5 separate regions of the Homo sapiens genome follow, and all the other regions are linked to region 1. Evidence: chromatin contacts called from ENCODE Hi-C or POLR2A ChIA-PET data. All regions are on one chromosome and are shown on one strand. The core of a region is the stretch at or near the end of the contact, and the rest is flanking DNA. Distances in the headings are between cores, read along the strand shown. Region 1 holds the start of EXO5-DT (EXO5 divergent transcript). Region 2 overlaps CTPS1 (CTP synthase 1). Region 3 overlaps KCNQ4 (potassium voltage-gated channel subfamily Q member 4). Region 4 overlaps RLF (RLF zinc finger). Region 5 holds the start of KCNQ4 (potassium voltage-gated channel subfamily Q member 4).

Region 1 (2,902 bases), core at 283-2,782:
TAGGACAAGTTTGATTTTTATAAAAAAAAAAAGTAAGTAAAAACATAGAATAATACAGGTAGTACACAGGTATGGCAAAATTGTTAGGTAGTAAGTGAATGGGATGCTGGGAAACAGCATAATGCCAAGAGTCTGGGAGTCCTACAGATATGGATTCTAAACCTAATCCTGAGTAGTTCGGTAGCATTTAGTAGTATGCTACTTGCCTTTTGAGTAAGCTTGGACAAGGTTCTAGTTTTCCTGAAGTTACTGACACATTTTTAAAATACCTACTAACCCTACTGAGATATCCGACCATTGAGTGATAACATATAGTACGCATATTAGCACTCGATGAAGATAGATCTCCTTCTTTTTCCCCAAGGAAGAGATGAGAGAGTGTATCGATTCCCCCTGACAAAGGAGATGAAACTTTAGAAGAGAAACTCCTATTCACCTGTGACTTCGTTGATCTTCCTCCTCATAGGGAAGGCCAGAATGCTGAAATGACAAGGCTAGGGAAGAGAAAGAAGTTCTGAAAGACCAGGTCTGCATTAAAGAACCTAAATTAGCAACTTAGGTCCTTGCTATGGTAGAACCGGAACTTCTGGTCCTTTCTTACCTGACCATTCCCTCACGTTGGGTGTTTTCTCCTCTCACATTGACACTGCACAGACTGTTACCCACCCCAGATCCTAGGTTACATAACGCTCGCCTCTCTCCTGGGGCAAACTCTCTCCATGATTTCTTCGTTCCCCCGTACTCTAGATGCAATGACTTGATCCAATCCCTGCTCCCTGAAAGTAAAAGGGTCAGACATAACCAAGATCCCCAAGGAGCTCCGAGATCAGTTCCCTCTTCCAGCTCCATTCTCAACCCAGCAGCTCAAGCAAGAGACCTTATGACAGCGGCTCTTTCTCTCAGATGGGTTACTGCCTTCTGCAGAATTGCCGATGGCAACATCCTGACTTGTTCAGTGCGGCCCGGACTTGTGGGCTCCGCGGGCGTTTGCCTTCAGGGAAGATCTTTCCTCTGGCCCTAAAGCACTGTCTCCCAGGGAGTGCCATGCATGCCCTAAAGTGTACTGAGCACTTCCTACAGTTCTGGCAGAGCCAGGAATAAGAACAGGGAGCCGTCCACCTCGGGAAGGAGTCCCGGCCAACAGCACTGTGTTCCGAGGGCGAAGGTCCAGAACGGGAACCCGGCCTGTGAGGGGAGACGAGACGAGCCGCTTCCCGGGAGCCGCGCCCACCAAGGGAGGGAGACGCGGCGATCGCAGGGACAGAACCCTAAGCTCCGAAACGCAGCCTCCCAGCCCATTCTCCGGCCTTCCCCTAACCTCTGATACTCCTCCGAACCTCGGACTCCACCTGGTTTCGCCGCGGCCTCGGAGCTGCTCCCGGACGCTCCCGGCGAGGAGACTGAGGAAGCCGGGCAGAGCGCGCTGCCGGAGCGGACTACACAGTCGGCCCGCCACTCGCAAAAAAGCCGCCCAGAGCCCAGTCCCAGAGTGCCCCGCGGCTGCCCACGGACCGCCTTCCCAGAGGCCCTCGCGGCGCCGCCTACCTCGCGAGGCTGCGGCTGGGGCAGAAATCCGTCTCTGTGAGCGGAGGAGGGTGTGCTTATGCGAGAGCAGGTTTTGGGAGCTCACTAAAGCAGGTCAGTCCCTCTGTTTGCGCCGTTGTCTGTGGGTCGTTTAATTCCGGGCGCAGCTGATCTGTAACTTCCCTCACTGGCGAGGTCTCCCAGTTACCACCGGGACAATCCGAGCAAGGTCTGGGCCCCTCGCTGCCCCCGGTGAAGTGCCGCGTCTCCGCTTGGCCATCCGTGGATTCAGCATCCCCACCTTAGCACCTCCCGCCGGCTTTTCCATTGAGAGCAAAACCACGAACTCACTTTTGAGAGATGCTGGCGCTCCCCTCATCAATATTTCTTTTTTTTTTTCTGTTTGCTTACTTTTAACTAACCTTTTATTGATAAATATAACACAATTTTATTCTGAAATATAAACCAAAGATAAGTATAATTATGAACAGCCAAGTCATTAGAGCGAAAAAAGAATAGTGTCAGGTTCTTCACAGATACACTTCCTGAGAAAACCACTAGCCCGACTTTTATAACACTTTGCTTTTCTTATTTATATTTATTTATTTATTTATTTTACCAAAAGCAGATACTTGACTCTTTGCTTTTCTTTACGGTTTATCACGCATACTTGAAAACTGGATTTATGACAAAGGTGGCATCATACAGCCATGGAGAAAAGATGGTCTATTCAGTGAAGGTTCTATGACAATATGAAGGCCGGGCACGGTGGCTCACGCCTGTAATCCCAGCACTTTGGGAGGCTGAGGTGGGCGGATCACGAGGTTAAGAGATCGAGACCATCCTGGCCAACATGGTGAAACCCTGTCTCTACTAAAAAGTACAAAAATTAGCTGGGTGTGGTGGCACACACCTGTAGTCCCAGCTATTCAGGAGGCTGAAGCAGGAGAATCGCTTGAACCGGGAGGCGGAGGTTGCAGTGAGCGGAGATCACACCACTGCACTTCAGCCTGGGCAACAGAGGGAGACTCCGTCTCAAAAAAAAAAACAAAACAGAAAACAGGACCTCTATCTCTCATTTCATCACAAAAATCAATTGTAGCTGGATTAAGACCTAAATGTGAAATCCTAAACTATAAAGTCTTCAGAATATAATATAGGAAAATATCTTTGGACTTCAGAATAGGTAAATATTTTAAAACAAAAATAGAAAAACATTAAATTGGCCAGGCATGGTGGCTCATGCCTGTAATACCAACACTTTGGGAGGCCCAGGTAGGCGGATCACTTGAGGTCAGGAGTTGAGACCAGCCTGGCCAACATAGTGAAACCCCGTTTCTAGTAAAAATACAAAAAATTAGCCAAGTGTGGTGGCAGG
Region 2 (2,902 bases), core at 270-2,769, 500 kb before region 1:
CCTCCAGGTCTCAAGCGATTCTCCTGTCTCAGCCTCCCGAGTAGCTGGGATTACAGGTATACACCACCATGCCCAGCTAACTTTGTATTTTTAGTAGAGACGGGGTTTCTCCATGTTGGTCAGGCTGGTCTCGAACTCCTGACCTCAGGTGATCTGCCTGCCTCGGCCTCCCAAAGTGCTGGGATTACAGGCGTGAGCCACTGCGCCCCGCCTGTGACAGTTCTTATATTGTTTGTTTGTGTTTTAAGACAAGAGTCTCACTATGTCACCCAGAATGGAGTGCAGTGGCACAATCTTGGCTCACTGCAACCTACACCTCCAGAATTCAAGTGATTCTCATGTCTTGGCCTCCCAAGTAGCTGGGATTACAGGCGCACACCACCACACCTGGTTATTTTTTGTATTTTTAGTAGAGATGGGGTTTTTCCATGTTGGCCAGGCTGGTCTCGACCTCCTGGCCTCAAGTGATTAACCCAACTCAGCCTCCCAAAGTGCTGGGATTACAGGCCTGAACCACCATGCCCAGCCAAGTTTTTATATTGTCTTAATGTTTCAGACTCTTGTCTCTCTGAGATAAACAAGTACTATTTCTTCTATACTTCTTTCATCTTCAGCAGCTAATACAAAGCCCTACTCAACTGTTTCACTCAATAGCTCAGTCAGAAATGAACTGATTTCAACTCAACCTTTCTAACCTTCATTGAACTTACCGTCTAACCAAAGCAAAACCACTAAAGACCAAAAGGCAAAGGACCAAGTTCCTGGTACTATGTGAACGCTGGGCACTGTTCTCCTCCTGGCCTGAACCAGGGTCCAGTCTCAACTGAAGTGTAAGCTCATCACCAAAGCACCTACCCATTTGGGAACCTAAGTGAGAGGCAGAGGTCTGGGGCTGTGAAGGATCCAGGGAGACCAGAAAGCCAGCTCTGGGGTGGCGGGTGATAAGACAGTGCCTCTCAGGACTCAGAAGCCAGCACTCAAGGGCATGCTGTCTACCAAACTAAGCCACACCGCCAGGTCACTGTGAAGCAGCCTCTCAGGGAAAGGGTGAATGAAACCCAGCCCTAAACCATATGCTGGCCACCAGAGTCACTTGTTCTTTATAAAGTCAAACTGCTTTTACATTCCTTCAGGTTACTTTATTTTCCACAGAATTTACAAGGTCTTTCTGAAAATCTAGTATTTGTCGGGTGGGCTACAGAGAATAAATGGGCTGTGGTGGACCATTCCAGGGTGGCCCCAGTGCAGCATGCTCAGTCTTCACACCCATGTGTGTTCTCCTCCCCTGCCGGCTCGGGGCTTGGCCACGTGACTTGTTTTGGCCAACGGGACATCAGCAGGCCTGATAAGTGCCTGCATAACAGGCCTGTCATTTTGGAGTCCAGCTGCCCACCCTGTGTGAGGAAGCTTGGGCTGGATTAATGAATGATGAGCCACTAGGTGGAGACAGCATCTTGACGTCCCGGCTGGGCCGAGCTCACAGCTGAACACAAGGCAGGAGTGTGCCATCTCAGATAGTACACCACGTGCAGCTGAAACCCAGGCACTGAGCCAAACCACAGAATACTGAGATGAGAAGTCACTGCTGTTGGGAGCCACTGAGCTTTAGGGAGGTCTGTCACATAGTAATACACAGCTAGGCGAAGAGCTGATATTATCTGAGCATTTCCCTATTTTCCAGGCACTACTAGAGACTATTTACATACATTATCTCCCTTAATCATGTGAAGTACGTACCTTTATTACTCCCATTTTACAGAAAAAACGGAGGCCCATAAAGGCTAAGTAAATTGCTTAAAATCACCCATAAGCGGTAAGGTTGGAATCTGAGCCCAGTTTCAATAGCTCCAGAGCCCAGGTTCTCATAATAACTGCCCAAGCCTCACTTAGGACAAGGACTTCACACCAGGCACCAGCTTCAGGATGGTGGCCACGGTGATCAAAGTGACAGAATCTCAAGAACAGGAACACAGAGGCAGAAGGCAAAGGAGGGAGTCTGGCTGTGCTCCCTCCTTCCTGCATGGAGGAGCCGTGCTGTTCCTCAAGAGGCAAGGCAGCTCCCTTACGGCACACCATGAGGTGCTAGGAACCCAGGCCTGCCCTTCTCCAAAGCTCCTGATCACCCAGGCGGCAACAGGCCTCATATCCTCCAGAAATACACAAGCGGGAATTGAATGAGTGTCTTAATGCACGCTTACCTTGCCATCCCAGCACGTTTCTTGAGAATTCAACCACTGCCAACTGCATCCCTAAGCACACGCCTTCCAGTCGGGGGGAAAAAACAAACAAAACTCCATTGAAAAGGCAGCTCCTACTTTTCCCAGCAGCCTCTGCAATGGCCTTTGTGTCCTTTATTTGGAGAATTATAATTGCAAACTCATAACTTCCTGCTATGAACAAGTACTCTCTGCTGTTACACTTTACTTGTATTAGATTTCAAAAACTGCATGTAAAGTAGATGAAAATTCTAGATTTGCAAAGTTATCCGATTTTAGAAGTAAGTGATATTCTATTCAGTACTTTTTTCCCCCCAGACAGGGTCTTGCTGTTGCCCACTCTGGAGTGCAGTGGAGAGATCTTGGCTCACTACAGCCTCAAATTTCTGGGATCCAGCAACCCTCCTGCCTCAGCCTCCACAAGTGTTGGGTTTACAGGTGTGAACCACCGTGCCTAGCCTCAGTACTTTAAAATTCAAGTTTTCTTACCCTCTCTCATTAAGTTTTTATTTATAATTGTTCAAGTTGAAAATTACTAAAATGTACAGCACCAGGAGGCATGCAAAATCATTTTGTCCAATTACAGTCAGCTGTTGTGCCAAGTGAGCAGATATAAAACTCAACCTCACGTGTGCTACAAACAGCTGGGTTCATTAAATGGACAGGAATTCACAATTCATTCTCTC
Region 3 (2,902 bases), core at 186-2,685, 290 kb before region 1:
ACACAATGAGGAAGAGGGGTTTCAATGCCTTTGTTACTAATAAGCAAAGCAGCATGCAAACTCACAGGCCACACCTGGGGCATCTGGTTACAGCTGCCCTGAGAGCCATGCTCCCAGTGGGAACCCCAAATCCAGGACCAGCCAGACTGAATCCAGTGGGCTTTGCAAGCTGGAAAAGGCTTGCTGTGTGACTCGAGGCCAGGAGCGCAGCTTCTCTGGGCCTGACCCACAGCTAAGGTGGAAGGGTGGTTGGGAGGGTCTTTAACTGGAAGCTGGGAGGACATCTGCAGATACTCTTCTTAGTTTCCTCCGCCTGTAAAGAGAAAGGCTGCCCAGCCTGCAGGCCCAGCTGATGGAGGCAGGATCCTGAGTGGTGGCTGTGAGAGAGGTGTCAGGATTGGGGGGCAGCAGAGGGAGAAGCAGAAGGGCGTGGACACAGCTAGAAAGCTGGGTCGGTGGGTTCTGTCTCCTGACTCCGCCACCAGTCAGCTGAAGACTTGGGAAACTGTGTCTGAGTCTCAGCTTATTCCTCAGTGGGAGGAAGGGATTGGGTGGGAGTCTCTGAGGGCCCTATTTTTTGCTGATCCATCTGGGACTGGCAATTCCAGCTTCCCTAATGGGAAGCAAGGCCGTGGACGGCTCCTGAAGCTGCCAGTCCTCAGGGACTTCTGTGTTCTGGGAGTCCCCAGAAGAGGGTCTTTTACATTTCATTTACATGGAAAGTTTAGAGGGACCTCCTTCTACCTCCAAAACCCTCCCATAATTGAATAATGATAAGCAGAACTTCCAGTAACTTACTAACCACAGAAACCGTGCTGGAGATAGGGGGAAGGGGACAAATTGTATCTCTGGTCCTGATGCCCCCTCCTCTTCTAAATGAGGCAGACAGTCCCTAAATGTATCTCAGTCAAAAGAATGGGCTTGAATTCAGCTCTGCTCTGCCTTGGCTGTGTGACTTTTAGCAAGTTAACTGTCCCTCTCAGGACTCAGTTTCTTCGTCTTTCTAATGGGACCAATGATCCCTGGTCCGGCAGTCTGGAGGCAGGGGTCTCCCCTGGGTGAACCTACAGAGGGGTTGCAGAAAGGCTTGGGTTCACGTAGGGACAAGGGAAGCAGACACCCTGCGCGACTTCTCGGGAGAGGTACGGGTTCCTGCGGGGAGGGCTCCTGGGGGACTCCTCCCCCAGCACAGCCCTCGGCCCCCTTCCCCCGCCCGGGCTCCTTCTCCTCAGCAGGGGCGCCACTGCTCGGCACTCCCAGGTGCCCCCAGCCCGCCTCGGCGAGGGCGGGGCTTACGGAAATGGGCGGGGCATGCCGGGGGCGGGGAATGGTGGGCGGGGCTCTTGCGTCCCTGGGAGGGGCGGGGCTTTGCCAATGCCAGGCCCCGAGAGCGGGAGGGGCCGGGGCGGTGCTGCGGCTCCGATTACCTCCCCGCGGCCTCCCCCGCCCGGCCGGCTACTTTTTCCGTTTCCAAATTAACAATTGAAAACGCGGCGGCCTGAAAGGCGAGCAGCGGGCCAAGCGGAAAGTGTGAAGGTGCCGCCGCGTCCCCGAGGCCAGGGGCGGAGAGGGGGGACGCGACGCCACCGCCGCCTCGGCCTCGCCCTTCCACCTCACAGCACCATCCTAAAGGGCTCTTGGAGTAGGTAGTTTCACGTGTGACCTCAAGTAAGTCATTTCACCTTACGGAGACTCAGTTTCCTCATCCGGAAAATGGGGAGAGAAGACACACCGACCATACAGATAGTGCGGAATAAATTACACAATAGGTAGCAACTATTACTATCTTGTATGGGTAATGATGATAATATTGAGTCCCAAGCCCCCTTCCCCCTCCCATCATAGCCAAAGGAGTTGCCCACCAAGGGAGAATACTGGAGCTGAGGTCCAGTATTCTGGTCCCCTCGCCTCCTCAGGACCTCCCCAAATCCCACCTGACAGATAAAGAAATCAAAGTCGGGTCCTTGCAAAGGGCTCAAAGTCAGGAGTGAGTAGGAAGAACTAGGCCTGAGCCCAGGTCCTGGCCCCGAGGGCCAGGCTGTTCTTACAGAGACAGGTGCTCCCTGGGGCTGGCATCCTGGGCATGGGACCCCTTCTCCTCTGTCATTGTCCAGAGAGGTGAGTGCTGACACAGGGCAGCTGGAACAAATGAGTAGGTAATGGGAAGAGTCCCTGTTCCCAGGCATCCAGCCCAGGCACAGGTGCCAGATGGTAGACACCGGGGATAGATACAGTTCCTGGTTCTCCCGCCCCCCTCAATGTAAGCTCCATGAATGCAGGTACTTGATCTTGTTCCTACTTTCTCTCCAAAACCTAGTGCAGGGCCTGGTGCATTGTAGGTTCTCAATAAATGTTGAGTGAATGAATGAATAAATGAACGAATGAGTAGTCCAGCCAGCTGAGAAAAGCCTCTTATACAACTGCGGCCTCTTGCCTGGCCACTTGTGTGAAGTGGCCTGCTTTGGAGAGGGGGTTTAGGGTGAGTGCCCCTCTCCCCAGCCTGGAGACCTAGGGCAGTGGAATAGCAGGAGAAGAAGACAAAAACTGAGACAGAACAAAGGAGGAGGAGATAGGAGATGTGGTCCCAGAAAGCAGAGTTAAGATCCCCTCTTTCTTCCTAGCCCCTCAAGTCCCATTCCTGGTCAGCCCAGGACTCACCCCCATTCCCCTTCCCCCCAGCCAGCCTCTCACTGACCACCACAATTCCAGCCCCCTATCCCCACCTCCAGTCCACTTACCTTGCAGTCTGAATGCCTCTTCCTCAGCCCCTACCCCATTTACAATCCTACAACAGCTTCTTACTGTTAAAATAGAAAACCCAAGCTCCTTAGACCAGCGTTTGAGGCTGTACACACATCCTAAGCACCAGCGACACTCGACTTCTCCACTCCCTGTACATTTC
Region 4 (2,902 bases), core at 247-2,746, 280 kb after region 1:
GAGGCTGAGGCATCAGAATCCCTTGAACCTGGGAAGCGGAGGTTGCAGTGAGCTGAGATCACGCCACTGCATGCCAGCCTGGGCAACAGAGTGAGACTCCGTCTCAAAAAAAAGAAGATATTTGGCCTGAAGAGTAGAAGAGATGTGGACTGGTAGGTGAAAAGGGAGTGAGTGAGTGTAGAATCCCTTGCAAACTGAGACTCCAACTTTTTTTTCTTTAAAACTAGTCAAGTGTAATAGTGAGAAGGGGGAAAGAGTAGAACAGAGTTCAGTCTGTAACTGACTGTGAACAATCAATTGAGATAACTCCCTACCTTTCAGACGAGCTGAGACTCTAGCTTTTTTGAAAGAGAGGCATTACCTAGCCTGTATCAGCTAGGATCTGGTTCTGTTGTGAGTGGCAGACTTCCCACAACAGTAGTGGCCTAAAGAATATAGAAGTTTCTCCCTCTCATTTGGAATGTAGTCCAAGTAAAACAGGCCATGTTGCTTTAGTGGCTCCACAGGACTAGACCATGGGTCTCTTGACTTATTAGGATGATGTGATAGAAGTTTATCATTTGTAAGTAAGAGCAGAGAGGACTTGGGGAAAGTCAGCTAAATTTTAAAATAATTCAGTTTCTCAACAAGTTACTAACTCCTTTTGGAAGACTGTGAGGTGGACAGCAAAGAATGGCCATTCTTTCTTAAACAGCCTAATCTGGCTGGGATGGTAACATTTGAAAAATCACTAACAACATTTTTCAAAGAAAAGTAACCAGAAATACTATTATATATTCTGAACAGATATGCCAAAAAGTTACTGAAAGGAGTAGTGAATAAATGTGAATCAGGATATGCAATGTGGAGCTGAATTTTGAAGAAATTGGTGGGTCTTAAACTAGGAAGGTGAGGGATCAAGAGTGACTTGGCATACTGTTGCAAGCGCACATAGGATATAGCCAAGTCATTCAATCTTTGCTTTTTTTTTTTTTTTTGAGACAGAGTCTCACTCTGTCGCCCAGGCTGGAGTGCAATGGTGTGATCTCGGCTCACTGCCACCTCTGCCTCCCAAGTTCAAGCAGGTGGGGCAGCTTACACCTATAATCCCAGCACTTTGGAAGGCTGAGGTGGGAGAATTGCTTGAGGCCAGGAGTTCAGAACCAGTCTGGGCAACAAAGCAAGACCCTGTATCTACCACTGCTCCCCGCCAAAAAAGAAAAAGCCAGGTATAGTGGCACACGCCTGCAATCTCAGCTACTCTGGAGGCTGAGACGGGAGGATTGCTTGAGCCAAGGAGTTTGAAGCTGTAATGAGCTATGATCGCACCACTGCACTACAGCCTGGGTGACAGAGCGAGACCTGTCTCAACCAAAAACTGAAAACTAAAGTCAGAGATGGAGGATGTCAGGTTTCAAGCACCAACTTGTTGCACCCTTGCTGCTTGAAAACAGAGGTAAAGACTGAGTGTAGCTTCTAGCACCTGAGAACAGACCCTGATTGGCAGCCAGCCAGAAAACAGAAACCTTAGTCCTACAACCACAGGAACTGAAACCTGTCGATAAGAATAAGCTTTGAAGTGGATTTTCCACAGAGCCTCTGATAGAACTTAGCCTGGCAAACTACATTTTAGCCAATATGATAATCTTAGAAGAGAATCCTGCCACATTGTGCTGGATTTCTGATTTACAAAACTGAACTGATAAAAACGGACATTGTTTTAAGTATTAATTTTTGTGATGTTATTCAACAATAGAAAATTAGTACCTTTATTAAAGATTTAAACAAAACAAAATGTTCTAATGGCCAATTATAAAGTAATTGTTTAAACAGGCAAGTTCTATAGTTACCTTGAAATGTTCTTTTTTTTTTTTTTAAAAAAAAAAAGACCAAGTCTCACTCTGTCACCTAGGCTGGAGTGCAGCAGTGCAATCTTGGCTCACCACAACCTCCGCCTTCCCTGTTCAAGCGATTCTCCTGCCTCAGCCTCCAAAGTAGCTGGGATTACAGGCGCCCGCCACCATGCCCGGCTAATTTTTGTATTTTTAGTAGAGACGGGGTTTCACCAGGTTGGCCAGGCTGGTCTCGAACTCCTGAGCTCAAGTAATCCACCCGCCTTGGCCTCCCAAAGTGCTGGGATTACAGGCTTGAGCCACCGTGCCTGGCCTCTTAAAATGTTCTTAACGTGACAGGAGACACAACTTCATTCACAGTAATTAGAAATAAATATCACCTAACTTGTTTGACCATCAATTTGTTTCTGATTAATTATAGGAAGTCAATCTGGAGAAACAGTCAGATGTGGTCAATTCCATTAATCTTATTAAAACTCATTATTTCTTATCTTCCTTTAAAGGGAATTTCCTGAGAAGTTATCTTCCCACTCATTTCTTTCCTCCAGCTACAGTTAGCAGAGAAGGCATAAAGTACTCACTTCAGTTTGTATAACTCTAATGAGGCAAAATAAATGCTGCTGCGTTTTAGCTATGACACCAAACTGACGACAGCGCTCCAAAAAAGTATCTAAAGAAGGGTCAATTCTTCTTTGCAGTTTACTCCAAAAAAGAGTCAGTTCCCTATAAAAAAAGAAGATCATGGTAAAACATTTAAAGTAACTGGTATTTGCTGCCCTGCCCCCGGCAACCCAATTTTTTGATCTGTAGAAAGCTGACAGTAGAGAAAACAAAAACTAGATTAAAAGCTGTCTATATTCACCACTGCTTTCTCCCAAACTGATAAAATTGTTAAGAATCCTCCGTAACAATTCCCTGACTTCTCTCTTGTGTTTAGGGGGAAAAATAAAAACAAAACACTACCTCCTTAACAGTGGCATTTAAAAAAAACTTATTTAGATCCCATGTTGTTCTAAAAGGTTTTATCCTTCACACTGGTGATTAATATACTGATTGAATTAAGCCCTGTC
Region 5 (2,902 bases), core at 188-2,687, 280 kb before region 1:
TGAAAGTTGTAGGAGCCTGGTGAGAGGGAGGAGGGGGCCCCAGCAGCGTCAGTGTTTCCAAACCTACCCCTCTCCTCTTTCTTTTTCCCCTGGTGCCTAGAGCCAGGCCTGGTGCTGCCAGCCAACAAGGCAGGCGAGCTGGGCCAAGCCGGCAGGGTAGGGCAGGGCAGGCAGGGCGGCCGCCGTTGCCACTGGGAAGTTGAGGGTGGAGGGGAAGACTGAGCGAAGACACAGATCAAGTCGGACACAGCATATGCGAGTGTCAGGGCCCAGGGGGCCCACAGGGACCCCCACACACCCACAGTCAGCTGGGCAGGGGTAGGAATGAGGGCCGCCCTGGAGAGGAGCACCCCTGAGGGGAGCCCTTCATAGCTCAGAGCTGGGGAGCAGGTGACAGAAGCGTGTGGGAGCCAAGGGTTCCTCTTTGTGTCTGGGACACAGGGAGGCAGGGGTGGGGAAGAGGAAAAGGGCGCCCACTCCAGGGGCCCCAGACTTCGCCAAGCGGACTTGGGGGAGGCAGCTGGCGGTCGGGAGTACCTGGGACAGAGGAGCAGAGATTGGCGGTCAGGATGGAAATAAGCAGTTGCGGTGCGGGGAGGTCAGAAGCGAGGTCAAGCAGGGGTCAGGCCTGGGAGATCAGGGCTTAGGGTCGGGCTCAGCGAGGGGATCAGAAACCGGGCTTAGGCCTGGGGGGAGAGAGATGAGGGTCGGCCCTGAGGCAGGGGGGTAGAAGGCGGAGCCAGGGCGGGGCGGCCGTGCCCCGGGAGGCCAGGCTTGCGCGGGGAAACGCGGAAGGGCGCGGGGTCGCAAACTCACATGAAGACGTGGTAGACGAAGGCCCAGCCGCGGGGCCGCTCCAGCACGTTGTAGACCCAGTTCTGCAGGCGGCGGTAGCGCTTGTGCGCGGCCGAGGAGCGCTGGCCGCAGGCGGAGCCCGAGCCGGAGCCCGGCCCAGGGAGGGGCGCGCCCGGCGGCAGGGGGCTGCCCAGGAGGCCGAGGCGGCGCGGGGAGCCGCCCCCGCCCGCCTCGCCCTGTTCGCTCTGCACGGCCGTGAGCGCCACTAGCTCCGCGCGGGGGGCGTCCCCGGGCGGGGGACCCAGGCCGAGGCGGCGCGGGGGGGCCTCGGCCATGGGCGGCGCCGGGCTGGGGGCGCCGGGGCCCGGGCACGGTCCGGGGCGGGGGCGCGCTCGGGGCGCTCAGAGACGCATGGCTCGGACCCGGGGCCAGAGGGGCGACCCGGGGCGGGCGCGGGCGGCGGGGGCTAGGGGCCGGGCCGGGGCCGCGGGCGGGCGCTCGGAGCCTGGGGGCCGCCGGAGCCCGCACTGACCTCCCGCTTCCCCGGCGACTGGGGCTGCTCTTTCCGACTCCAACTCTCTTATTACGCGCTCCATGCCGCTCGCCTTTCCACCTGCCACCGGCGCGCGCCGCTCACATGTCACCCTCCCCCGCCCCGCCCCTCCCCCGCCCGCCCCGCGGCCGCCTTCCCAAATCGGGAGGGAGCGAGCGAGCAAGCGAGGCGAGGCGGAGGGAGGGAACGCGCGGAGCAGGCGGCGGGGCAGGGCGCACGGGCGGCCGAGTTGGTGCCTGGGCCGAACCGCGTGGCGGGGGCAGCGCGCGGGGCCGGGAAGCCGGACGCGTGCAAGTGGTGTCCACCGCTGCGTGGGGCAGTGTGGCCCCGAAGGCCAGCCCGGGGTGGGACGCCTCGTGTGTGCTTGTGGAAAGTGGAATGTGGAGTTGTGGCCGCGGGCGGCAGGGGAAGGGACGCAGTGTCCCGTGGAGTTTAGGTGTAGACCGGTGGAACGGCGTCTACTTGTGTGTGCAGGGTGGGTGGCTGTGGGTCTACCAGGTGCGGGGATGGAGTCAGTGAGGTGTGAGTTATGGGTCGGGTGTGGGTGGCTGCGAAAGTGGAGGTGGAGTCCGAAGGGGATGAGGTGTGTCCGTTGGGGTCGAGCACTGTGTGCCTGGTGCGGGTGCTTAAAGTGTGCCCAGTGCTGTGTGTGGCTGGGTGGGCAGCGGCGGTTGTCCTGCTCTTACCTGAAAGGCCTGGAGCCCACGGGCTGCTAGGCAGCATCAGGGTGTGTGGAACACAGTGGGCCTGGGTGTGTCTTTCTCCCACCAACTGCCACCTCTGAGCTTCCCTTCATCGTGATGGGGGAAGAGCCACCCTGCCCAGAAGAGGATCCTCCCCGATGGAGGGGCCTGCTCCCCTGCCCCACTCCCAGGTCAGGGAACTGGGTTTGGGCAGATGGAGTGTTGGGAGATGAGCTCTAAGCCAGCCTTAGAGGGGACACACACCCCCTACCCAAGGCCCACAGAATCCCAGCCAGAAAAGGGGATACTTTGTCCCAGGGCATTCCCTCTCCAGCTGGAAAGTTTTTCTTAGTCCCCGACCTCCATCTCTCTGGCTGTAGGGGGCAGTCCCTCTCCTTTAGCCCTCCTGGGCCCTGCACAGGGTTGGTAACTTGGGTTTCCCGATCCTCTTTCCCTCTTCCTCCACGGAAAGCTGCGGCCACACCAGCCGCTCCCTCCGCAGGCCCTGCCCCAGGGTGAGCCTTCCGCAGCAAACTCTTCCCGGTTCCTCCGGGAGGATCTCGAGGGACGAAGCCGAGCGGGAGGGGCGGGGGAAGGGGCGGGAAGGCGAGCTCGATTCTCAGCTGTCAGCAAAGGCAGCATTGATCTGCTGAGCGCCAGTGAGGGAGGGAGGGAGGCAGGGCCGTGGGCTGCAGGGATCTGTGGGGTCCCTAAACTGGGCTTGGCAACCGGCCCACACCCCTACCCCATAGTGATCCTTTCCCCTCTGCCTAGCTGGGGGTGCCCTCTGGGGTCTGACCTGAATCTCTTCTGCTGCTCCTGGTCCAGGTGTGCCCAGGGCCAGAGCCGGGTGCCCCAGGGCAGGTTATGC

What was found. A loop is a pair of places that touch in the nucleus more often than their neighbours do. ChIA-PET counts read pairs that join two places held with the same protein, here RNA polymerase II (POLR2A). Pooled maps may share reads with other maps.
Region 2: a loop to region 1 is called in a pooled map, with 4 times the contacts of the local background. The contact joins the enhancer-like site here to the promoter of EXO5-DT in region 1. A Hi-C loop is called at or near these places in 2 of 50 pooled maps. POLR2A ChIA-PET finds 5 or more read pairs at or near these places in 2 of 52 experiments (RWPE1 and activated CD8-positive, alpha-beta memory T cell).
Region 3: a loop to region 1 is called in a pooled map, with 27 times the contacts of the local background. The contact joins the enhancer-like site here to the promoter of EXO5-DT in region 1. A Hi-C loop is called at or near these places in 4 of 50 pooled maps. POLR2A ChIA-PET finds 5 or more read pairs at or near these places in 3 of 52 experiments (GM12878, activated B cell and activated T-cell).
Region 4: a pooled map shows a loop between it and region 1 (3-fold over the local background). The contact joins the enhancer-like site here to the promoter of EXO5-DT in region 1. A Hi-C loop is called at or near these places in 2 of 50 pooled maps. POLR2A ChIA-PET finds 5 or more read pairs at or near these places in 6 of 52 experiments (HEK293T, HepG2, OCI-LY7 and 3 more).
Region 5: a loop to region 1 is called in a map of chondrocyte, with 17 times the contacts of the local background. The contact joins the promoter of KCNQ4 here to the promoter of EXO5-DT in region 1. A Hi-C loop is called at or near these places in 1 of 168 maps with a recorded cell type or tissue (chondrocyte). POLR2A ChIA-PET finds 5 or more read pairs at or near these places in 4 of 52 experiments (GM12878, PC-9, activated CD4-positive, alpha-beta T cell and 1 more).

Annotation. Positions count from the first base shown.
Region 1 is chr1:40,507,325-40,510,226 of GRCh38, reverse strand. EXO5-DT (EXO5 divergent transcript) reads left to right here and starts at 1,532. Exons shown (of 2, transcript NR_187365.1): 1 at 1,532-1,638. EXO5 (exonuclease 5) reads right to left here and starts at 1,460. Exons shown (of 4, transcript NM_001346953.2): 1 at 1,319-1,460; 2 at 602-776; 3 at 437-494. RefSeq lists enhancers at 1,054-1,143, 1,174-1,423.
Region 2 is chr1:41,002,473-41,005,374 of GRCh38, reverse strand. It overlaps CTPS1 (CTP synthase 1), which reads right to left. Exons shown (of 19, transcript NM_001905.4): 12 at 2,199-2,261. Among named protein-coding and RNA genes, the nearest start is that of SLFNL1-AS1, 11 kb to the left of the region's middle. RefSeq lists an enhancer at 1,235-1,384. Within about 2 kb of position 1,519, at least 12 of the 41 ENCODE cell types and tissues checked have a DNase peak (open chromatin) inside an H3K27ac peak, as active enhancers do.
Region 3 is chr1:40,800,949-40,803,850 of GRCh38, reverse strand. The region is part of intron 1 of KCNQ4 (potassium voltage-gated channel subfamily Q member 4); the gene reads right to left. Among named protein-coding and RNA genes, the nearest start is that of KCNQ4, 19 kb to the right of the region's middle. RefSeq lists silencers at 1,376-1,560, 1,070-1,669. Within about 2 kb of position 1,435, at least 24 of the 41 ENCODE cell types and tissues checked have a DNase peak (open chromatin) inside an H3K27ac peak, as active enhancers do.
Region 4 is chr1:40,231,170-40,234,071 of GRCh38, reverse strand. It overlaps RLF (RLF zinc finger), which reads right to left. Exons shown (of 8, transcript NM_012421.4): 7 at 2,414-2,555. Among named protein-coding and RNA genes, the nearest start is that of TMCO2, 15 kb to the left of the region's middle. Within about 2 kb of position 1,496, at least 2 of the 41 ENCODE cell types and tissues checked have a DNase peak (open chromatin) inside an H3K27ac peak, as active enhancers do; they include OCI-LY7, where a contact is called at or near this core.
Region 5 is chr1:40,782,322-40,785,223 of GRCh38, reverse strand. It overlaps KCNQ4 (potassium voltage-gated channel subfamily Q member 4), which reads right to left and starts at 1,437. Exons shown (of 14, transcript NM_004700.4): 1 at 817-1,437. The coding sequence starts at 1,130.